3 separate regions of the Mus musculus genome follow, and regions 2 and 3 are each linked to region 1. Evidence: chromatin loops called from intact Hi-C (ENCODE). Cell type or tissue: heart. All regions are shown on one strand.

Evidence for each region. Peaks named below come from ENCODE experiments on the same cell type or tissue, not always from the same donor. Only the 100,000 strongest peaks of a DNase experiment are listed, where the experiment ranks them.
Region 2: a loop joins it to region 1, with 2.9 times the contacts of the local background. A loop is called at or near these places in 4 of 42 quality-filtered maps.
Region 3: a loop joins it to region 1, with 2.2 times the contacts of the local background. A loop is called at or near these places in 4 of 42 quality-filtered maps.

The regions. Positions count from the first base shown.
Region 1 is chr12:112,946,274-112,954,273 of GRCm38, reverse strand. Gm26583 (a long non-coding RNA gene) reads left to right here. Exons shown (of 2, transcript XR_381995.2): 1 at 1-3,783; 2 at 4,250-7,904. Among named protein-coding and RNA genes, the nearest start is that of Gm26583, 4.0 kb to the left of the region's middle. In heart, a CTCF peak has its summit at 6,768; DNase peaks (open chromatin) are centred at 1,643, 3,303 and 3,773; H3K4me3 peaks cover 1,672 bases; H3K27ac peaks cover 6,122 bases; H3K27me3 peaks cover 833 bases.
Region 2 is chr12:113,135,657-113,143,656 of GRCm38, reverse strand. Mta1 (metastasis associated 1) reads right to left here. Exons shown (of 21, transcript NM_001364622.1): 19 at 7,829-7,860; 20 at 7,225-7,376; 21 at 6,451-7,139. The coding sequence ends at 6,989. Crip2 (cysteine rich protein 2) reads right to left here and starts at 3,421. Exons shown (of 7, transcript NM_024223.2): 1 at 3,043-3,421; 2 at 46-198. The coding sequence starts at 3,085. F930026P19Rik (RIKEN cDNA F930026P19 gene) reads left to right here and starts at 3,517. Exons shown (of 4, transcript NR_165646.1): 1 at 3,517-3,599; 2 at 4,258-4,367; 3 at 4,773-4,920; 4 at 5,002-5,302. In heart, CTCF peaks have their summits at 122, 1,072 (motif pointing left), 3,305 and 6,821; DNase peaks (open chromatin) are centred at 936, 2,466, 3,186, 3,496 and 8 weaker places; H3K4me3 peaks cover 5,499 bases; H3K27ac peaks cover 7,760 bases.
Region 3 is chr12:113,147,104-113,155,103 of GRCm38, reverse strand. It overlaps Gm30599, which reads right to left. Exons shown (of 2, transcript XM_006516447.4): 2 at 6,986-8,000. The coding sequence ends at 7,244. Crip1 (cysteine-rich protein 1 (intestinal)) reads right to left here and starts at 3,092. Exons shown (of 5, transcript NM_007763.3): 1 at 2,951-3,092; 2 at 1,729-1,823; 3 at 1,592-1,649; 4 at 1,440-1,486; 5 at 1,225-1,329. The coding sequence starts at 2,990. The coding sequence ends at 1,446. In heart, a CTCF peak has its summit at 6,553 (motif pointing left); DNase peaks (open chromatin) are centred at 2,553, 3,143, 6,533, 7,423 and 8 weaker places; H3K4me3 peaks cover 3,019 bases; H3K27ac peaks cover 3,669 bases.

The DNA of each region.
Region 1 (8,000 bases):
ACAGCCAAGGCTACACGGAAAAACCATCTTGAAAGTAAATAAATAAAATAAATATCTAGGATGATGAGGTGGAATCAGGCTTACCAGCCCATGGGGGCTTCTGGGGATGTTCCTGGCAAATGTGCAAACTTTACCAGCTCATTGACAGTGACTCAGAATGAGAACTTGGAGTGAGCATTGTCACAAGCTCAGGCTGTACACAGCCATATTCAGGCCAGACGGGACACAGGTGTTACACCCCTTCCATCGTGCTTTGCTTTCTTTGGACTTTTTTAAGTTTTAGATTTATTTTATGTGAATGTTTTGCCTGCACACATGAATGTGTACCACATGCATACTCAGTGCTTGCAAAGATCAGAAGAGGGTATCCGATCCCTAGAACAAGAATTGCAGGTCGCTGTGAACCATCGTGTGGGTTCAGGGGAGTGAATCTGGCTCACTCTGCAAGAGCAAGTGCTCTCAACCTTGAGCCATCTCTCCAGCCTGTTGCTGTGATTTTAAAATGCTGAGCAAACCCACCTTGGGGGGAAGAAAAAGGTTCTTTTGGCTTACACATCCTGGTCACAGTCCATCATTGAAGGAAATCAGGGCAGGAACCGTGGAGGACCGCTGCTCACCATCCTGCTCTCCAAGGCTTGCTCAGCTTGCTTCCTTAGATAGCCCAGCACAGCTTTCCCAGATGGCATGGCCTGCAGTGAGCTGTGCCCTCCCACATCAAACAGCAAGAAGATGCCATGTAGACATACCCACAGGCCAAACGTGGGGACAATTCCTCAGTTAACATTGCTTCTTCCTAGGTGACTGGTTGTGTCAAGTTAGCAACCATCACACCTTCTCCACTGGCTCAGCAGGCAGAGGCAGGAAGCCCTAAGAGCTGGTTTGCAGCTCGTATAAATAAGGAACTTTGTGGTGAACACAAGGCCTCTGCAAAGGAGAGCAAGTTTCTTTCCCCTGTAGACAAAAAGCCCACTCAAACATCCTGTCTTTCCCCAGTTTGCCACCAGCCTTCTGGATGTTGGGGCCAAGGGCCTCTCCTCCCCAACTCCAGCTCCCATTTTTACACACAATCTTACAATACTGAGCTATGCTAAGCAAAGGGTGCACCTCAGTGAAGGAGGAGGGGCAGTCTGCCAGGAGCAGCATACCTTGGGCTACTGTTAACAGTCCACTAATGCTCAGAGATAAGCCCAGGGAATGGGAGCGCTCAGAGTGGAAAGGGCTGGGAGAGACATCCTGAGGCCCTAGAGTGGGAGTTATGTAGGAGTTACACTGGGACATCTTCCTAGAGCCAGGCCAAAACAGGGCACAAAAGTCTTACCCAGAAGAGACAGGTCTCATACTTGGGATTCAGGAGGCAGAAGAGAGCACGTGAAGGTAAGGCTGATGGAGCTGTAGGGTGTAGTGGGGTGTGGGCAGGACCCCATGACAAGGAATGGCAAGGGTCTCTGTGGGTAGAGTGGGACAGACCAGTGGAGGTAAGCTCACGGCCCAGAAGCAGAGGTGTACCCTGCCTTGAGGGCCTTAGAGAAGCCAGTCTGTTGTGAGACCTAGTGGCCAGGCACACGTGCTGTGAAGGTAGGCAGGAGGACATGGGGCCAAGGCGTCCTCATGCTGGGCAACGGGTGAGTCACCACTGACCCGACGTCCTGGCGCCAAGGTGGGGGAGCCGGCCACTTTTATGGCAGGAAGCCATGAAGGCTGATAAAGGGCAGGGTTGGAAGCCAAGGGCTTCCCACTTCCTGCAGACTGAGTAGTAGGGCCAGGAGACCTGTGGGCATCTGCTTTTACAGATCCAGGTGTCTACAGCCTGGCCTGGCTGTCTCACAAAATAGGACACATTTTGTTCTATGACTTGTCTCGCTGGACCTTTGAATAGTGTGACAAGAGAGGAGCCAGTAGGTGCAAGGTATCTCAAACAGCTGCCAGGAGAAGGGTCCTAATCAGGGGCAGTGTTGAAGTGGCTAATGCTGGGCCAAGGAGGCAAAGAAGAGTGTGACAGGTGTATCAAACTAACCAGGCTACATCAGGACCGCACAGGTACCCAGGAGATGGGTCACTCACTGGAAGGGCACAGTAACCCAGTCTTTGCTGTGACTCCAGATGATGTCTACTGAACCCCACCCAAAAGTCCTGTCTATGCCAGCCTCTCAGTACTGCCCAATGAGTTCAGCCCTTCCTTTCTCAGCACTACCCAGTCTGCCCACTGACAGAGCCACAGAGGGATTACTTAGCCTGATCCTTGCATCACCAGGGCCAAACATCCAGCACTGTCTTCCAGGCACCATATCTTAAAGTCACTCCCACCCAGCTTCTGGGGCTCCGAGGCAGGTGGTCACCACAAGGCTGGGGAAGCCGCCTCCCAGGGCTGCCAACATAATGGCTTCAAACAATACAAAAAGTAGAGCAGGTGGGCTAAGAGTGTCTCATTACACCCCCTAGCACTCCAACATCCTTGTGCCATTCCTGTGTGTTGCCCTTTCCCCCCAGCACTGCCTCCTCCTTGGCCCCAGTCTCCTGCTGCTGCTGCTGCAGCAGCATCTTTTCTCTGCATCTGGTGGTCAGGACACGTTTCTTGCTTCCTTCCACTAGAGCTGAGTTAGAGCCTTCTCAGGTCTCAGCAGACTCTGAGGGTCCCTGTGTCCACTGCATCATGCTCTCTCTCTTTTTTTTTTTTTTTTTTTTTTTTTTTTTTGTGGAGGAGTAAAGCAGCCAGTGGGCCCGAACTTGTTAGGGGAGGGACTGCTTGCTAGTGGAGGGGAAGCAGGAAATGCTGCGAGCTGGGCATTGCCAAGGGAAGCAGCCCCATCTCTGTCCCGTCTGCCTGGGGTCTGCCAAGACTCCAAATTAGCCATCTCATTCCATCCAGGAATGGAGATCTGTCCCCGTTTCCCCACATTTATAGCCTTTGCCCCCACAGCTGCCATCTCTGTCCCTCCCCAATGGCTCTGTCATTCTGGGACAGCTGAGCTCTTCCTGACAACTACAGCAGATGCCTGCCACGTATTCTAATCACAGCTCTGTGGGCTCATTCAGAGCCGCTTCAGGTTAGGGTGGGGATTTGGGGCTTGGAAAAACACAGTTTCAACTGCCCTCCCCCCTGGAGTTGGCTTCAGTGTGAGCTATCCAGGCCTCCAAAGCAGAAGGCCCAAGGATGTGAGTTTTCTAGATATGGTCCCAGAGGGTTCACAGCATCTATCTTGGATAGTTTTCAATGTTGCAGGGGAGCAGGAATCTGGCCTGGCCTTTGATGGCTGGCCTTGCTTTCACGTTAAGGTTAGAAGGTAGCAAGGAAAGGAAGTGTCTGTCTGGAGCCTATGCTGTTCTAGCATGGCCCCTGCTGTGCGCATACCCCTGGAGTCTTGACAGCTAGTATGGCTCCTCAACCTTTGAGGAAAACCAGATGATACTGCCTGCCACTGTCACGTAGGCACCCATACCACCCAAAACAATGCGAGAGAAGCACAGCCCTGCGAGGACGTTTCCCAGAATCAAAACTGATGACATCTGAGGATTTGGGAGAAAAAAAAAAAAAAAAACATCACACTAGCTATTAAGAGCCACACAGGAGCCAGGGTTTGGTCAGCGGTACTGGGCAGTGAGCGGTAGCGAGCGGGGGAGTCGTTCATTAGCGGGCCTAGGGGCGGACCCAGAAGAGGCGGTGCCGAAGCTGCGAGAGATGCCAGGCTTTGGGCGGGGCGGCTCCTCCGCGCGCTCCCGAGATTGGTCCAAAAGCGGGGCGCGCCGACTCCCCATTGGTCCCCAGCCACCCACGCGCAGGCCTCGGTGAGCTATGGTCTTCCCGCCGCACCGCGCTTCTGTGGGCTATCGTGGAAGCGCACGGTGGGAAGGGACGCGCGCACGGTTCCGTGTCGTACTGGGCCCGGCGCGCAGGCTCTTATCAGCGCGGGCATCTGGCAGCCTGTCCCCGCACGAGCGCCCCAGCCCAATTCAATGGCCATTGTCCGCCGGCCCCTTTGTTCAGGAGGCGGCCACTTCCTGCAGGATCGAGAAGGGGGCGGGTGGCAGGAAACCGAAATGCGGAGGCCAGCCTTGCCTGGGGTCCTATCTTGGGGGCTCGCCTCCGTCCGCAGTCAGTTGGGTGGGTGGGAGAGCCGGAATGTCTCCTTCTGGAGAAGCGGTAGTGGGGGCTGGGTTCGTGAGATCAGAGCTTGCAGAGCTGGAGGAGGGGCCGAGGAAGGTCCCCAGACTGGGGTGCCCCTTCCAAGTCTGCTGCCTCCTACTCTTCCAGGGCACAGGGTCACCGGCTCAGAGAAGTTAAGAACCGCTGTTTCGGATGGAACTCAGATATCCGGGCGTGGAAACTCCACTTCCATTGCCTTCTCTGCAGGAAGAATCCACTGGGACTCAACTAGAAAAGGGACTGTGGCATGGACCGTGAGTCCTCTTGTCGCTCCCTCTCCTGGGCCTTGTGGGGATCCTTAAGGCTGGCTTGGTCCTGCCTGCCAAACAGCTCATCTCTTTGAGGGCCCACACCTGAACTATGTATGAGTCAGGCGGAAGAGAGGTATCTGCTCTCTGGTCCACAGTCCGTAGTGGTCCTTACTTAGCTGCCCATGACCACCTAGTATAGAGCAAGACAGTTCTCGCCCTCCCCTCTAAGAATTTCTCTTTCAGTCCCCACTCAGAAATCAGGATCTCACGCTAGTATTTCAAGTTGGGATTTCATACAAGGAGTTGGCAACAACGGGCAGAGGCAAGTGGGCAGAGCTGTACTGTCCAGAAAGCCCGAATATCTGTGCTCGTCCTGGATTCCTTTAGACAGAACGACAGCAAGTGGCTGGGGATGACGGGCTTCCCCTGGATGGGAAGAGACACCCTACTTACTCAGTGCAGAGGGGCCGAGCATGCCCAAGGTGAGCTGACAGGCATCCAACCAGCTCCTTGCCATACCCAACCAGATCCTTACCCCTTGGGCACGACTTGTCATCTATCTCTTGAGTCTCTAGCCTTGACATGAAGTTTATGCTGACAGGTGGCATGGACGAACAGTATCCTCCAGAACAGAGCTCAATGGTCCTTCACTAACAGCTGGTACTCTCATAGGCCCGGACCCTCTAGGGATGGAAGCCCTACCTTGCTGATCCCTGTAAATAGAGCATGGAACCTTTTAATGTGAACAGCTGGAGGTCACAAGGTCTGAGGGGAGAGGGAGGGGAGCCCTGCCCGAGCCAGGAACCTTGGGGACAAGATGAGAGGCAGCATGACATTGGATCACTGTCAGCCCAGAAAAGACTGGAGCCATTGATTCTTAGTACACTATGGTGCCCCTAAGAGAGGGGCAAAAACTGGAAGAAAGGGAGGACTAAGGTGAGGTTTCAGAGAACCTGGGAGAAAGGTGGTCAAGTGGGACTGGCCAGGCAGGGACAATAGGCTAGAGGTGGCAGCATAAGTCCCTTACCCTCCCATAGACTACACTACACTGAAATAGACCCGAGAAGGCAGCCGGATGGGTTGTGGACTGAAGCAGAGCTGGTGGTCTCCACACGGTAGAGCACACGGTATGCCAGGAGGTGAGGCTGGCTGCCCATGTGACAACTGTGGGCCAGAAGAGCCAGGTTTCCTTAGAGTGTCTTCACAGTTCCGGTCTGAAATAATCGCCTGTAACAGCCCAAACTAGAGTAGCTGTCAGCTCTCCTGAAGCCGCACACACTGCTCCAGACAACCATCTCAGGGCGACAGTGCCATTCAGAGTGGCTCAGCCCGACCCTTCATGACGTGTTAATTGGCTACCACTGCTCACCCTTCTCATGTCACAGGGTGTCCACACCCCTAGAGCCCTGTCCTCTCTTCCATGCAGACCACGGCCAGTCCTCATCACAGGGCCCTGTCCAAAGAACAGTGGCCTCATCAGAACCAGGAGCCAGAGCCACTGACCTCTCTCCCTAGACCCCCACCCCCACCCCCACCCCCCAGCTCTTGGCACTTGAATCTGGGCTTCCACTAGGAAGCCTCTATGTCATTGCTAGCCTGGGCTACTCATAGTGCTGGGATGGGTTTGAAAGCCCAAGATGGCAGGGGCTACAAGGAAAAATGAACCCTTGCTTTGCCTAGGAGCTGGGGGGTGGGGAGGGGCTCTGGGGCCATCTCTTTCTGGGAGGTCTCAGCATGAGTCACCCCTTCAGGTCCAGGCACAAATGCAGGAAACTGCCATTCTATGGAACTATTTTCTCTCACAGAGGGAAAGCCCGTCACACACAGGCATTGTTCACAGCCAGTGCTTTCCGGGTGGGCTCCTGCAGAAACCAGCAGGCTAGCACTCTGGGCTGAACTGCTTCCCTTTGAGACCCAGGGGCGCCTGAAGGTTAAGAATGGGGGACCTTGGTCCAGCCACTAGCTTGAGGTAACAGGAGCTCATCCATGCGGGGCGTGCCCTGTGGGGTGGGGGATAGATCACCTAGGCCATTTTGCTGCCTACACACGGGAGTGAAGCTCAGGAATGAAGCAGAAGCAGGAGCTATCTGTCCCCACACTATGCCATTTGTCCAGCAGCAGCCTGCTGCAGAAAGTCTTGCAGATCCCAGCCCTCTGTTCACTTTGGCTCCGAGTCATCCCAGGCTTTGTGACAAGGGGTAACCCAGTAATGGCTGTGGGGTGGGGATGGGCCCTTAACGTGGAGAGGGGTAGAGTTAGAGTAGTGTCAACCTGTCCCTCTGGTGACTCACCTGTGACTGAGATACTTACAGATTGCAGAAGACTCATAGAAAGTTGGGGACGCTGGCGCCCCCTGTCAACATCCTTAGAGCAGTGCAGGATGGTGAGCCAGGTAGGCTGGTCCCTTGCCCTAGCACCTCTCCTCTGCCTGGGCATGCTCCAGAGTGTCTGGGCACCCCAGCAGGGTAAGGGGAACCCCTATTTTCACCTCTCTGAGCTTCATGTGAGGCCCAGATCCTGCCACCTGTCTACAATATCCACACCACAGAGGTCCGCCTGGAGACTCTGAAGCTGGCCAGGAAGAGCCTGGACCTGCTTCTGCTGCAGGTTAAAGATGTCAGTAGCACAAACAGCTCTCATGTTCATTCTCGCCACCACACAGACTTGGCCTAACTCGTGTAGGCGCTATGTGTGCACCCGTACACTCTCAGACCCCTCTGGGCTCACCAGACTTCCTTAGACAGAACAGCGTTGACGAGGGCAGGTGAGAACTGTCCCCAGCCGTATAACATGCAGGGAGACCTGGGGCTCCTGGTTCCAGAGTCCACAACACAGCTGTCTCCTGGAGACCCAGAGTCTACTGTGACATGTGGGGAGATCAGCTCACAGAAACAGGTGGCCAGCTGGAGGGAGTGCCGAAAGCAGGACCTGTCCTGTGTACTGGAGGGGCCTGAAAGGGACCCTGGGAGCAGTAGCATGGGTTAGAAGACTAGACATGTGGGGAAAGATTCACCAAGAGAGGTAGCCCTGAGGAGTGGCCCAGAGCGGGGTGCTTGCCCAAAGAGAGCCTTCTAGAACACACTAGGTGGGATAAGAGCAGCTATGGTGCCCTGGGGATATGATGGGGAGGCCTCAGCAGCCTCATCTTACCACTTGGGAGTGGAGGAGACAGCTGAAGTGACACAGCCAAGGTGTCCAGGGTCCTCCTGCAGCCTGTTGCTCAGTCCCTTCCCTGCTGCCTCGCTCCTATGTCTCCTGGGATTCCCCCCACCCGCCATCTTCTGCCTCACCTCTGACACAAAATCCACCCTGCCACATAATAGCCACTGATCTCTCATGTCCTCTCAACACCTCCGTGGCAGTAAAATATACCAAGTCAACGCCTGCCATCCTAAGTGTTTCAGAATGGTTCTTTTTAATTGAAAAAGTAATACATGCCACAGCAAAATTAAAAGCAGTGCTTTATGTACGCAATATAAAAAAAAGAAAGAAAATAAACAGCTGGCAACTTCTCCTGTCGCTCATTCACTATTGATGATTCCTATGCGACACGCACCTGTTATCCCGCCACTTTAACTGGGAAGTCTGAGGGAGGAGGATGGCTGAAA
Region 2 (8,000 bases), 190 kb before region 1:
AAGGAGTGCTCCACCACTGCTTGGCTGGGACCCTGCTTACTTTACCTTTGGGTCCAAACAGCGTGGCATAGCAGGGCTTGTGGCAGAAGGGCTTCCCATCATGCTCAGCATGGCCGCCGGGGGTCAGTGTCTTGTTGCAGCGCTCACACTTGAGACAGAACTTGTGCCAGTCCTTGCCCAGGGAGCTCACCTTCTCAGCTGTAGAGAGGAAGAGGAGGAGGAGGTCAAAGCATCGTGCCTGTTCCTCCTCTTCTTGCAGTCCAGAAGGTTCCAGGTCCCACACCCTTGCATTTTACATCCCCTGGCAGACATCAAGCTCCACTCCCACCCCGCCCATGGTGACTCCGAGATTAGGCTACTGTTTACAGAGACTCCCTCAGCCATCCTGGAGCCCTTTGTCCTTGCTCATCCCGAAAAAGTGGTCTCAGGCTGTGCACCTGGTTTAACCCCTCAGTGTCTTGCTCTCTGCACCTATTTATTATACCTTGCTCCTCAAAACCTCACCCTCATGGTGCGTCTCCTCACACCTCTCCCCCTCCCCACAGAGCCAGGCAGAGTCCCCGAGGCCAAGAGAAAAGCCCTTGATTTTCAGCACCAGGTGAGGGAACACCAGTCCTGGCTGCCGCGGGACCACCAGGAAAGATCCCTATTTGGTTTCCTCGTCCTAAGCCCTGAGACCTCACTCCACCCAACCCACTGCCTCCAGCTGCCAGTTTGGCGCCAAAGGTTTGTGATGAGCAGCTGAGGGCTGTGGACCCCACCCCGCAACCGCCAGGGCAATGACTGCCGAGCCACATCCCAATGGACGGAAGCCTGGGCCTCCCCAAGGGAGTAAGGCAGGAAAAGGGTGGAGAAGTGGGCAGGAAGAAGGGCCTGAGCTGAGAGCAAGCAGAGCCGGAATTCCAAAGGGAAGGGGCCAGGCCAGAGTGGCGGGGGAGGAGGGAGGGGTGTTTATGCTTGCTTGGCTCTGGCACTCCACTCAGAGGATAACAGAAACAGCCAGCTCTCCAGCCTTCCTTTCTCAAGAGCGGCCCACTGGTCCCTCTGGGGCCATGCCTCCTCTGGACAACCTTGGCAAACGCCAGGGAGCACAGCCTACTGTGAGAGACCCCTCCCCCTGCTGGGAAGTGCTGCCGCTGGGCAGCAAGCCTGGATCCTCCATGTGGCTAAGTCTGGCTCTCCGCAGCCCTAACTTGCTGGACACGGGCAGGTGTTCCCCAGGAACCCCCCACCCGACCCTTGTCCTGGGACAGTACTGTTTAGTTTCCTTTCCTAAGACACAGGTGAGCCAGAACAGGCAGGAGCTACCTGGATGGCAAGCAGGCTTGGCTCCCATGCCTGGCATTCTTTCTTGGGACAGTGATAAGATTGTTGGGATGGTCATCAGTGGCTGTGGCAGCTGCAGCTCAAGGCTGCCAAAACCACTATGTTCTGGCCAGCTCTGGGATGTGGGCCATGTATGGGGCAGGGAGCTGACCCTCAGACCCACTGGTTGGGTCGATGGCCCCATTACAGACCCAAATTGGGAATACAGCATTGATTAGGTCTAATAGCTTGGAAGGGAATGGTCTCCCTACTTGGCCATGTGTTCTGGAAGAAAAATCGGACTCACAGCACCCTGGGGTCCCTTGGACCTAGCGTTTACTCAGAAGTGGACTGCCAGGGCACAGCCTAGCTGGGCAGAGAGGGCATTATTCTGGACCCCCATCGCCTTCCCACAGAACAGAAGCCAGCCGACTCTGAGGAGCCTTTGTTTTCTGCTGAGAGCCAGAGGCGCCCAAGCAGGCAGAGTGCTTTTTCCGGGTGCCCTGTTGGCCAAGGCCCCAGAGAGTCCAGAGCTGGCCTGGTCTGGAGCAAAGTCATACAGAGAGGCCCTGAAGACCGTCTTCACTCGGGGGCTTGTTAAACATCTCTCTGTAGGAAAAGGGCTGAAATCAGGCAATCTGTCCCCTCCAGGAGGCAACAGGAAACCCCTGGCTCCAGGCCACCCAGAGCAACTCCAAGCCAAATCCGGTCCCTCCACTCTGGGAACAAACAAAAGTGGCCTCTCCTCTCCTCCCGTCATCTGAAGTTCACTGACCTGGACACTGCTGTTTGGGGAAGAGCATAAGAGTCCCTGTCCTTTCATGTCCCTGTCTTCCTCTATTCTGGCCCTGAGTCTATTTTTCAGTGGCAGCTATACTGCTACTCTGGCAAAGTTGCTCAGCTAGGAACACAGCCCCAGGAGGTTAGCAGATCAGGAACCAGGGGATGCTTGATAAAGGTGATTGCCTTCAGGGGCTACCTTAGCAGGAACCAATTCCTGCATACCATAGCTTCCTTCCCAGATGGCCTTGACCTCCAAGAGGCCAGGGTCCTAGTCACCCAGTGCACTCTCAAGCTCATGGAGAAATACGTGTCACCATGCCCCACCCCGGGTGAAACTGCAGAGGCAAATGGCCAAGAAAAGGAGCAAGCTGGGGCATGTAAGAGGCAGAAGCCAAGGTCGCCCCCGCTTGGACTGAATCCGAAATCCCAGACCTGGCCCAACGGCCTGGGCAGAGGTCGAAGTGAGCACTGGGGTCACTCACTACTATGGGTCACACTAGTGGGCCCATGTGCAGGCTGGGAAGCAGCCATAAGGTGAAGAGATGCCGGAAACCAGGGGATCTCAACGGACCAGTCTCGGGCGTCGGACCTCATTGGATCCCGCCCCGAAGAGCGTCCCTGAAGAAGGGCGATAAGCTGAACATGCGGGTGGCCAGGAGGGCGCTCCTGGCCCCGGCCGACCAGGACTTTGCGTACCTAGACCAGTGCCTACCGAGCGCTTCGGAACCCACCCGACGCCACCCGCTTCTCCAGAATCCCAGATGGTATCCCTCGCCCCGCGTAGCACTACCTTCGAGCCTCGGGCCGCACCCGCGAAAACAGCGTGGCGAGCTTAGCTACCGATCGGATCGCGCATCCCAAGACGGTGGCTGCGCACCCCATCCGTGTACATTCCGGGGTGTGGCTCTCAGCCAGGAGCCTGGAGGCGAAGGCGGACGGCGGGTGGATACTCACCGAAGTATACGGTCTTGTCACACTTGGGACACTTGGAGGCCATGGTCGGTGCGCTCGGTCGGTCCGCGCCCTCCACCCGCGCTCGTCTCTGTGCCGCCGCCCGCGCCTGCCCCGCCCGCCCCCGGACGTCGATTGGCTCCGAGACCTGGGCGGGGCCTCTGGAGCCCGCCCCCTAGACGCCAGCAGCTGGGCGCGCTGCAGGCGGGGCGCACCTGCCAGGGTCGGAAGGGCCCGGCCTAGCGCCCCCTACCCCGGAGTGAGGTGGCGTCCACAGGGATCGCCCGAGGATTCCATGGCCACATAGTGATCTCTAGCTGTAGAACGGACTTGGGATCCCCAGCTTTAGGTCTCGAGGTCCGGGCCTGCTCGTGGTAGAAGGGGGCACGAGAAGCCCGCGGGACGCGCCCCCGCCCCTCGCGCCTCCCGGCGCCGCCTCCCTTTGTTGCCTCGTTTCTATAGCAACGGTCTCGCAGCACAGAAGCACGAAGCATCGGATTCCGGGCGGGGCGCCGCGGTCCTGTCTGTGGTGCTGAAGGAGGGGCGGGCGAGGCTCACTTGTAAGCGCCACCACTTCCAAAAACAGCTTAAGAAACCACTGGGATGAGTGGGGGCGGGGTGGCGTCAGCCAGAGCAGGCTCTGACGGGGCCGCAGGTGCACTTGCCTCTAAGGCACTTTTATCCTTGGAGGAATGGGGTACCTGCGAATTTCCTCCGCGGCAAGTGTTGTGGGCTAATACCCCCTTCTGTGAGGTTGCTGCTGCTCTTCCTCAGACTAAGAGTCTCTGACTCCCACAATGCTGGCCCCAAAGCATTCTGTAGAGCAGCAGAGCCAGAAATCCTGCTTGTCCTCAGAATAGTCCCCTTCCAGTTTCCTTCCCACTAAGGGCTTGCTTGCCGTCCCACCCTCCTTACTTTCTGACTCCCATGGACCTACAGGCCTCTCTCTGAGCCTCTTGACCCAACCTGAGCCTTGGGCCTGGGGAACAAACACTCTACAAGTCTCAAACCCTGATGACCCTGCCCAGTATGGACAGCTGACTCCAGAGAAACCCCTCCCACACTTTCCTCACTGCCGTGCTGGAGACCCACATTTCATTTCTGTGTCCAGCCCATGGACTGGGAGCCAAGTGGTCCCAGGTACCAGGCATGTTGGTAATCCCTGGCCTACTCTTATAGCTCCATGTGGTGGCCTTCCTTTGTACACATATCCTGCAGTAACTGCCATTTCCATGGTGACAACAGCCCAGAAACGTGCCACCCCCTCCAAGCCTGACTGACCAGCCAGACCAGCTCCCCCTGGCACCTGTGGACACATGCCAGCCAAGGTGAGAGGCAGGCAAGGAAGCCTTCCTGGACAGACCCTTCGCTCACAGCCAGGTTCCTGTTCAGGCTGAATGTATAGGTGTCCTGACTTCCAACCCAAGCATCCATTACTGCGCCCCCTCCAGCTTCCCATTTAGGAGTCCTGTGGACCTCTAGGTACCAGCCTGCTTGACCACTCCACCGCTAATATCTGCCGTGAAAGACAGGGCTGACTGGGCTAAGCACAGCTAGTCTTCTAAAAAGGCCTCAAGGGTGCCCGGCCACAATGAGAGTGGATAGGAGTAGGCCCCCTCCCGGGGCAATCCTGGCTGGATGCCCAGGGCGAGAAGGGGATGGAGAGGGCCGGGTAAGAGTTCCTAATTGCTGCTTCTGTCCTACCTCCTCTGCTGGGTCCCTGGATGATGAAGGAGGGCTATGGGGCTGTTGTGAGCCTGGCAGGAAGGCACACGGGCCAATGACAAACAGTAACCTTGACCTCCACACCTGAGGCTGTAACAGGATCGCATGGGCAGGCACAGAAAGGCACCTCTGGACACACACCAGCCAAGGGAAGAGGTAGGTAGAGGCTTCCACAGTGCCTTTTGGGACAGGGTCCCTCCTTTCTCAGCTAGGATGGACTCATTTGTGTCCTGGTAGATGGTGTGGTGTGGAGCAGGTCAGCAGCTCTCTTCTCTAGGGCCCCAACAAGATAAGAAATACAGTGGAATTCTATCTTCACGTGTCCTGTCATCCAGGGCAGGGTCACAGATCTACCGTGGGAACCTATGGCCAGGAATGGTAAGGCCTGGAATGGAGGCTCTGAGCTACGTCCAGGTCGTCAAGTCAGCACCAGTCTCTCGGGTCACTGCCTGACCATTGTAGAATGGGTCCTACCTGTTTTTCTCATTAAAAGGCTTCAGGATAGTGTAGATTACTTTCCTGGGCCCATGAACCACCAGCCTATGTCTAATTCCCGTTCTTCACCTTGGCTTTCATGTCCAATAGTCTTGGCCCTGTTTCTATAGTGGGCACTGGAGCCCACTTAGGAATGTCAGTAAAAAAGAGACCTGTGTCTGTGGAAAGCTGAGGGAACTAGGCCAGAAGGGGCTTCGTCTGGACCTCGATGGAGCCATGCTCCCCAGACTCCCGATGGGAAAAGGACTCACAGGAGGCCCTTGAAGAGAGTAGTGGAGGACAAGGTAGAGGCCAGAGCAACCGGGAGAAGCCCAATGACCCTGGGGACGTGAGTAGGGTATATGTCACAGCACTGTCCCGGACACCTGGCCTGTCACCCCGATAAGCCCCATCACAAGCTCAGGGAAGCTGAGATACCCCTTATCTGTATCTCAAGTGGGAACATAAATGGTTTCTATTTTAATCCCGACTGCGATTTCTACACATCACAGGCGCCTGAGGAGGGCAAGGGGGGCCAGGAGGCAGGGGCCAAAAGACTCCACTGTTCCCAGAAAGGGTCTGAGCCTCCTCTTGGCCAGCTGAGGCTGCAGCAGCCTGAGGGGCGATGGCCTGCAGAGCCAGACCTCCTCTCTCCCTCCCGTAGCTGGCCAGGCCCGCACCTGTCTCTGGGCCTGCGAGGCTAAGCGCAGGCAGAGATAGGATTTCTGAGCAGAAATATGAGCAAATTCTTGAGAAAAGCACACCTGCCAGGGCAGCACAGCTTAGCACAGAAAGCCCGACAGCTGGGGCAAGGGATCTGCTGGGCACAGGGGGTGGGCCCTGGACCTTAAGCTTCTGTGCCAAGCTGACCCAGGTAGAAAACCCTGGTAGAAAAAAGTTGTGGGGCCTCAGGTAGGGTCAGCTCTCAGTGTGGCACGTGAGACACTGTTTCTGCACAAGGCATCCTCTGTGCCCAGTCCCCCTTGGAAGGGCAGCAGGCCCTTGACCAAAGGCCTACAGGAATAGGTCTCAGAGTGATATTCTCTGCCAGCCTGAGTAAGACCCCCAGCGCTAAGCTGACCCTAGCTATGGCTACTGCCCATCTTTCTGCCAAGGGATGCCCTGGGTATTCTGGGTATTGGAGCAGCCTAGGTTCATGGCCCTAACTAAACCAGGAGAGGGACTGGGAACAAAAGACGCAGAAGGGCTTGGTGGGGTTTTCCTTTTTATGAGATTTTTTTCTTTGTTTTTGTTTAATATGAAAATTACTTGAAAAGACAGGGGACCAACCCTGCAGGCAGCTTGGCCGCTGCTGGCTGCTGCACCAATCCTAACATCCAGGTGTAAGTTACAGAGCTCAAGTTCATCTACAAAAAAGTAATAAAAATAAAATTTAAAATGGCACCTTCAACAGAACACAACAAAACCTTAGAGCCCACCCCGGGTGAGAAGCCCTGCAGCACACGGCCCAGGGCGCTCCTCAGCTCTGCTCCAGCCAGAAAGTAAACACAAAGCTAAAAAAGACTCCTCCTCGGTGTCTCGGAATAAGTTAGACCACACTTCTTCCCCACATGTCCACCAGAGGAGCAGTTTCTCTGCATGTGAGGGCGGGAGTTGGGGCACTACGGAAACAGAGGGTGGGGTGGGCAGCAGTCTGGTGGGGGAGGGAGGCCGCTTGGCCTCTGCAGGCCTCACTGGATACTCTGGGGCTGATGGAGGGGCCCAGGCAGGCCACGGTGTGGGTGACCGCCTAGTCCTCAATAACAATGGGCTCATCATTGACTGGTGCAGGTGGGGGTGGCCGCAGCGGCAGGGCCTGGCTCTGGCGCAGGGCAATGGGTTTGTAGGGCCGGCGGGCAGCACGCTTGGTTTCTGAGGATGAGAGCAGCTTTCGGATTTTCCTGTGGGAAGAGGTAAGCCAGTACAAATCAGAGGGTGGTAGCTGAAGACTCTCATATCCCGTCCTTTCCCAGAAAAGGCTCCAACCTGGTCTCTTCGGTGGCCATGTAAAATACATCATCTGGGGCGTCGATCCAGTTCATTCGCCGCCGCTTGACTGGAGGCAGGGAGCCACCACGGATTAGGCGCACTTTGGTGGGGTAGGACTTCCCATTGAGCAGGAGATTCCGACTTGGTCCCTGTGGTGAACAAGAGGTATGGACACAGGAAGACAGTACCCTGACCTTACCTTATAACCCTCAGCCCGAGACCCTAACCTCCTGGGCAGCCAGGTCTCAAGGCTCCACAGCTAACTTACAGCCCAGGTAGGGAGCCCTGGAGGGCTGTAGAGACCTGAATGCACTGGGTCTACGCTACCTGTTAGATCTGGCCAGGGCTCCCAGATGCTCTCTGCATGGCACATGGTGAGGAGCGAGAGCTACCTGGGCCACTTCCCCAACACCTTGAGGGATGTGTGCGAACACAGAAGCATGTGTGTGCGAACACAGAAGCATGTGTGTGCGAACACAGAAGCATGTGTGTGCAAACACAGAAGCATGTGTGTGCGAACACAGAAGCATGTGTGTGCGTACACAGAAGCATGTGTGTGCGTACACAGAAGCATGCCAATTCCCTAGTCACCCATTCTTACCATGTGCCTGGTCTGTCCATGGTTTGCCAGACCTGATGAAAGAGAACACAAAGTGAGGCCAGAGCAGGGGAGCATGCTATGCATCCACACTGACTGCCAGTGCTTCTAAGGCCAGGCCACAAAGGTGGAGGTGGGGGATGGACCTCCTGAGGCAACCCCTCCAACCAAAGCC
Region 3 (8,000 bases), 200 kb before region 1:
CCAGCTAGTTTCTACCTGCTCTTCCTGCCCTCGCTTCAGAGCCATGCTATACTGCACACCTTAAACACGAAGCGCCCTGAAAAGCACAAAGACTTGAGTTCTTGTCTACTGTGCCAAGGAACTCCTGATACACCCTTATGGAACTCTCTGCCGCTTAGGCTTCTTTGCAATACTATACACTTCCCTCACCTGACCTGCTCATTCCTACAGGCCTCTCAGGTTGCTGGAGGCCCAAGTCTACTCCAGTTGAGAGACGTGGATCTGGGCTCGAGGGGCTGGAAGTATGAGGAAGACAGGGGCCTTAAGGGTGGAAGACAACAGGGGAAAGTGAGTTTCTGCCCTTCACCCATACATCTCTTCCAGGTCCTCTGCAGGTCTGGTTGGACACCAAAGATACCCTCACCCCTCCTAGTAGGAAACTAATACCGAAGGTGGGCTTCTTCTACTCCATACTGTGGTCACCTCAAACACTATGGCCTCCACCTATTGAAATTCCAGAATCACCCAACAATACACACTACACTATACTACACTACACTGCAGACCACTTACTGGACTATCCAGCTTGTTCCTGCAGTGTAGGTGCCAAAGATGAACCCAGGCTAGACCAGGACACTGCTGAGACCTTTGTGACCTTGTTAAGTCCAAAGGGTTTTGAATGGCCAGTAGCATAGGGAAGGCAAAGCTGAGAGCTGCCTGGCTCTACAAGGGTTTCCAGAAAGCCCTTTCCACTGTCACCCTCAAATCCCATTAGAGCACTGGGTCACCCAGGGCACTCCTGTTCAGGGAAAAGGTGTCTGGGACCACGCTGAGCAGCTACAGAGCTCACCCACAAGGGTGCACTTCTGGGGACAGGGTGGGGTTGCAGGAAGTGAAAATGGAATAGATCAGGAATCCACACAACTCCCTCCCGAAACAGCTCAAAAAGGGAACCAAAGCAGCTCCCACTGATTCACCCTCTGAACTGCGGCCAGCCCCACCTACGCCATGTTCCTGCTGACCCCGACAGCCAGGACCTCACCCCAGGCCAGAACCACTACAGAACCAGGCGACAGGAACTTTACGGATCCTGAAGTTGGATGTAGGCCTGAAACTGCACCCCTCAAAGGGTAGTGGGCACCACTGCCTGCAGCAGCAGGAAAAGCAGTGCCCTGCATCAGGCCTGGGGTTGAGGCTCTCACTGTACACCCCTCTATCACACATCAGCAGACAAAAACACAGGACTTCCAAAGATCAGGTTTATTAAAGGCACTGAGGGTTCCCGAGAGCCCTGCTGTCCGGGGGTAAGGCCTGGCATGTGCCTGGGCGGGCAGGGAGAGTTTCCACAACCTGTAAGAAAGAGAGACAAATGTGAGCGCAAAGTTTTGTTATTTACTCTATTAGGGATGACTCTGTCCTGTAAACTGGTGGACTGGGTGGGATTGGAGATGGGGCTATACCTCGGTCTACTTGAAAGTGTGGCTCTCAGCTCCACCTCGCCCAAAGCCTGCCAAAGATAAAAAGAGGATAAGATAAAAAATAAGGATACTGACATGTTGGGAAAGGAGGCCGGCACTGGGAGGCCCGTTAGGGAAGAAGTCCGGCAACATACCTTTGGGCCCAAACATGGCGGAGTAGCAGGGATGATTGCAGTAGGGCTTGCCTTCATGCTACAAGGAAAAGAACAGTAGGGTTTACCTTCACCCCAACTCCTATAGCTCCTCCCTCTGCCCCCTAACGGCCCCTTACCTCAGCATGACCCCCAGAGGTCAGTGTCTTTCCACATTTCTCACACTTCAGGCAGGGACGATGCCAGTCCTTGCCTAGTGAAGTCACTCGCTCAGCTGCAGAAGCACAGATCCACTGTGAGACACTGGAGTCCCTGCAACCCCTCTTCAGCTGCACAGACACCCACACTTCATTCTTTCAATGTGGCAGCCCACCCTGTGTCCCCAGAGACCACTGTGCTCCAGAGAGGGTTAGGGGCAACTATGGTGCTCTCAAGCCAATCCCACCTCACAAACCAGAAGGGTCACCTTTTTGGTGGGATATTTTCTTTTAGGTTGTTTTTTGTTTTTGTTTTGAGACAGGGTTTTCCTGTGTAGCCCTGGCTGTCCTGGAACTCACTCCGTAGATCAGGCTGATCTTGAACTCACAGAGATGCTCCTGTCTCTGCCTCCCCGGACTAAAGCACTGGGACTAAAGGCGTGGGCTACCTGGCCACCCACCCATCCCGGCTCATTGGTGGGACACTTTTAAGTGTCACCATAGGGATATGACCCCCGAGGGCTTGTAGAGCTGGAGAGGAGGAGGCCTTCAGACTTGAGAGTGGAGGAGAACAAGTCTGGAGGATCTAAGGTTAGGTAAACCCAGTTAAAGTCCTCTGACCTCTGCACTAAACCTGGGCACACCCTTCTCCTCAGCAGGGGCAAGGGGACCTCTTAGTCACGCACTATCTCATAGAAGCCCTAGGGCGCGCAAACAGCAAGAAAACGAGCACCCGAGATCGAACCCCCCGGACGTGGTTTTGGGCGTCTGTTTCTACTTAGCATTGGGAGGGGCCACCCTAGTCCCGCGTTCCTTCCTATCCAGCAGGGACCCCGCCCAAGGCGCACAGACAGAAGGCGGGAGAGACAGCAGGATCCAGAGGCCAGGGTCACAGAGAAGGGGAGACCCACAAGCATGGGAGTCACAGAGACCTGGAGACCCAGAGACAAGGAAGCCAGAAGACCGACCCAGAAACATAAGAGCGAGTAGGCACAGATGTCGGTTCTGTTTAACACCAAATTGTCCCACCCTCAAGCCGCGGGCAAGATCTATGGGTTCTATCCCAGGCGATGCCCTGGACTCTAGACAGCCAGGTCCACCTGAACAGCCCAATATTGTCCGCCTCTGGACCACGCTTCCGCGTACCGCCTGCAGTACGCCCGCGGGCATGTGGAGAGAGGTTGGGATACCCAAGCGTGCTCACCGAAATACACCTCCTTGTCGCACTTGGGGCACTTCGGCATGGCGGTACCTGGTCCTGCACAAGTGGCTGCAGCTAGAAGGAAGTAGGTTGCAGGCTCTGGACTGGGTGGCGCCCGCCTGGTCCGCGCTTTTCAGGGACCCCGTGGCCCTGCCCTTTAAGGCCCCGCCCCCGCCCCACCCCCTCAGTCCGGGACTTGGACCCCTGGGAACGCTGATCCAGGCCGACTGGCCAAGAATGGTCATCTGGTTCATACTCGCCTCCGGCAAGATAAACTGGCCAAGGGCCATGCAGGGGTGCGGAGTCTTCCCGGGACCCTCTAAGCCCAGCGGCTCCTGCGGACCCAGGCCCCGCCCCCTGCCTGGGGCAGGGCAAGTCTCCGGTCTTGAATAGGGGTCGTTGAGTCCTCCCCTCGAAGGACCAAGAGCTCTGTCTAGCCTAGCGTTTTTTGCACCTGCAACGGCTAGCTGGAGACCGGGTAAGCACAGGAAACTTCTAAAGTGCAGATAAAGTGGGACGTGGTGTGTTTGCTTGTCCTACTAAAACTGGTGAGGCCAATCTGGTCTCTAGGGTGAGACCCTGTTTCAAAACACACGTGCGCATGTGAACACACACACAAATAAAGCGCAGAGAGACACAAATTAGCATTCAAGGATTCTGCACATATTTTGATGCTTCTTCGGAAAGAGTTGAGGACATTCAGAGTCTCAGCCTTGTAGCCCAACTCCTTCCAGCCTTTCCCAGATCTAACCCACGCAGACGCCAGGAGGTCCACTCTGGCTAGCCGCATGTGAACACCCTGACCTTTGGCAGCTGACTGGACTGCAGCCACAACTTCACCGGGGAACTCAGAAGAGGGGACTCCCATCCAGAAAAGCCCATCCTGCCACAGGAACTACAGACTCTAAGCTTGAGGACCTAACAACCTGAGGTTGGAGACTAGAGGTCAAGACAAGGAATTCGGGTGAGGCCATGCCCAGGCTGTTTCCCTGGTGCCTCGAGGCACAATTGATGAGTAGTCCTTATCTCTGGGAGAAGTGCCCAGAGCTCAGCGGTCCAAGTCCACTGCCCAGCTAAGGAGGAGGCTGAGCCGTGGTTGGTACCAGGTAGAGAACAGACTAAGCCTACAGTAAATATGGAGGGCTGGGAGGTTTCTACTGGCCTGAGCTTCAGAGTAGTTTGTAGGCTTAGTGGGGGTTAGGGGTTGGGGCTCTCTGATCGTTGCCTAGCAAGCTGACGATGCAGTTGCTGATAGCCGGACATTAAGTTCTCACTGTTCAGCCCTGACTGACACTCCTGTCCACACCCACCCATTTATCTGTCTCCAGACCTAGCTCTGGGCAAGGATCAGTCAGGGGTATTTCCATCTCCCTGGCCACTGCTGGGGTAGGGAGTCAGAACTCTCAGATGGGATTAGTGTTGCACCATGGGTCAGGGACTACCCACAGTTGCAAACGCAGCCCCTCTGGAACACTACCTTCCTCCTAGGGACCCTAACCTGAGGGTACAGCTCTGTCCCAAACTGGAGCTCCACAAATGCCCAGCTCTACAAAGACATTCTGAAGCTCTTCACTACCAGCTGGGGGCTCCAGAGCAGGGGTGAACACAAGCCCTACAAGGATAGACTTCCATCTTCTAGCCTATCATTACCTAAGACCCACCTAGAGGCCTGGATTGGCATCCCTGAGTGGTTTCTGGACTTAAGGCTGACTTTGCTCCCCCATCCACACCCCCAGGCCATTTCTTGTAATCTTTCAGTCTTTCTGTTAAAAAAAAAAAAAGGACATATTTCTATAGCTCCTGACTTAGTCTACAAAGGAGAGGGGAGGGGGAGAAGCATCCTATGGGCAGAGGTTCCGGAAGGGGAGATCTGAGCAAAGCCCTTGGTGATATAAGGAGAGGCCAGAGAAGTCCAGGACCATCCGGAAGGGTGGTGTCCCTACCAACACAGATCCCTGGGGCCTGACCACACACAAAGCACACTACCTCACTGTCCGTGGAAGAAGCCAACTGCTGCCTGCCAGGGGTGTGCACTGGGTGGAGGCACAAGGCACCTGGCAGACTGCTTCCTCTCTTCTCTGGGGTGTGTGTGTGTGTGTGTGTGTGTGTGTGTGTGTGTGTGTGTGTGTGTGTGTGTAGCAGAGGCTGAATGCTCGGATGCACATGCATATGCTAGGACCTGCAGGCATACCTGTGGGATGCATATCCTTTGGGGTGGCTCAACCTCCTGTGAGTGGTCTCTCTCTCAAAGCAAATAGCTATGTTTCTACGTATCTGCACTCAGGGATCTTGTTTTGGTTTGGTTTGGTTTGGTTTTTCCTGACAGGTTTCACTGTGTAGCCCTGGCTGTCTTGGAACTCACTCTGTAGACCAGGCTGGCCTCAAACTCAGGGACCCACCTGCCTCTCATTCCTAAGTGCTGGGATTAAAGGTGTATGCCACCACTACCTAGCTAACTTCCTACCTCTCACCCAAGAGACATGTGCTAAGTAAGGCAGGTGGGTCAATAACCCGGTCCACGTTCCTTCCATCCATTGCCCCTCCCAGAGATAGGTCCTCCTCCCATCCCTAAGTCTAGCCCCAACCCCAAGCCACAGGAACCTTCTTGGCCTTCCAGAATGTTGTTTCCTGTTGCCATGGTCACGGGAGGGGTGCCAAGGCAGGGGCCAAGGGCTGATACCTTCTTTGTTGGTACACAGCAGTTTTTTTCCAGACATTCCATTCAGACGTATCCACTTAAAGACACAAAGACATAATACAAGCTGTGGCATGGCTTCATAGGCCTGTGATGGGCTAGAACCATGCCAGAGACTGAGGCTACAAGAGCCTGATCTACAGAGCCAGACCTTGTCAAGAAATAAAGAAAAGGAAGAATGGAAGGAAGGAAGAATGGGAGGAAGGAAGAGAGGGAGAGAAAAAAGAGGAAAAGAGAAAAAAGTCGGGGATGGTGATGAAGAGACGGTAACACCATCTTGTTTGCTTAGCTCACAGCCCTTCACTCCCTCAAAAGTCACATCTGCCTTGGAAACGCTCGAGCCTGCTCTTAGCCTGAGAGCTCTTTTTCAGTACTTGAGGTGGAAGCAAGAAGATTCAAAGCTAACCTGAGCTACATAGATTATTTAAGGTCAGCCTGGGCTAAATGAGACTGACTCAAAAAATAACAAGAACAACAACAGGGCGGGCAGTCGGCTGGGGTTGGGGGTTGGGGAAGAAACTCTTCCGAAGCTTCCATAGTGCCTGCAAATGCCCCGCCCGCCCGCCAGCCCGCTGCTGCTACTGCGCCTCTAGTCAGACCTCTAGCCTTAGCCCTCTCAGGCGAGGCACAGCTGGTGTCAAAGCCCGGCCAGCCTTCCTGAGGACCAACCCTACACTCTCACCTGCCTCTCTTATCCCAGGCTATCCCTGGAGGAGGACGACTGACCAGGACTCCTGGGCTAAGTGAAGGCCTGCTGTGCTCTGCACAAGCACTCAAAGGGCACACGGTGATCTCTCCACTGCTTGTGCCAGGACAGCATAGAGACTATGGGGGAGGGGAGGCCACAGAACCATGATCTATCTGCTCAAGCCTTCTCTGTACACACCCATGCGCCCTCCACTGGCTGGGGAGCCACACCCCGAGGCCAGCCAGAGAAGGTAGGTAGGGCTGATGACCACTGAGGAATCTCAGAACCCACTCCCACTAGGAAAACTCAGCCGCTCAGGGAAGGGAGGGCCTCTGCAGTGTTGCAAAAACGACCTTTATCTACTAGCTCTCCTGGTACCTGGCTGAGGGTGTGGTCACGTGTGGAGATGTCCATCTAAGGGGTGGAGGTCATCTGAGCCTGCCCTATGTCCTCTGCTCTCTCTCAGGTACATATGCTGCCATACACACGTTAGAGAACATGCTGAGCCCAGACACACACAGCACAGGCCTCCTTAGGGCCCACCCTCCTCCTCCTCCTCCTCCCCCTCCTCCCCCCTCAGACCAGTGGAAGACATTTACAAGTTCCCAGGGCCTATTTTCAGCAGCTTGTCTCCAGGGACCCCCCCCCCCCCCCGTCTGGCACAAGATCTGGCCTTAGGGTAGGTCTGCAGGGATGGTTGACCACAGTCAGAAGGCATTGAACATTGCTTCACAGACAGGTTCCTCCACCCTTCAGGCCTTATGCCTCAGGCTTAGGCGGACAGCAATTAGATTCCTCCTTTTCCAGAAGTACACATCATAGCCAGGAAGGGAGCCATAGACAGTGGAAACAGGGTCCTTAGCCACCCTTCTCTCAGTAAGACTGCATTCTCTACCGGGGACCTATTATCTGGTCAGATGGGGTACCCTGCCCCCTGCCTTCCCTGAGGCCTGCCCTGTGCCCAGTGTCTGCTTCCTGGAACCAAAGCCCAGGAAGAACCGCCTGGAATTCCAGTCTCTCCAAACCAGCAGCTGATGGCCTGGAGCCCACCCCCGCAGTCAGTCTGGCCTGGGAAAAAGGGCTGCCCACACCTGGCACCCTGGGCTCCGGCCAGCCCGAACTGTACCCGCTCAATAGCCAGAGCACTAGCACATGGTGATCCTTTTGATACCCTGCCCACAGGCTTCAGCCAGCAGCCAGTGAGCAGGGCCAACCATGTCAGATCTAGAGATAAATGGGATCTGCTTGAGGAAGACTCGGGCAGAAGGGTTCCCAGGGCCGATGCAGGAGAAGCAAGGCTAGGCAGGAGGGAGGATGCTAGGGTGTTGGCCAGATGATCAAAGATTAAGGTATGTGGGGAGAAGGAGCCATAGGCTGGGCACCCCATAAAGAAGTCCAACTGAGTATACTGGTAAACAGAGAGGAGATCAGAAGGCCTGGTTGGAGAGTGCAGCAAGGCTAGATAGGTGGGTGGTGGTCGCGTGGAAGGGCGCGTCAGGGGAACTCCTGCAACTAAACTGTGTAGAGCAGCCTGGGCTGCGTCTCCTTGTGAGGTTCTGGACTCGGCAGAACTTGGAATGGAGTGAGATGGTCTGTTGGCATCTAGAGTCATCTCTGAGTCTAGCTGTTTATTTGGGAGATAGAAAAGCTCAGGGCACTCTCCCATAAGG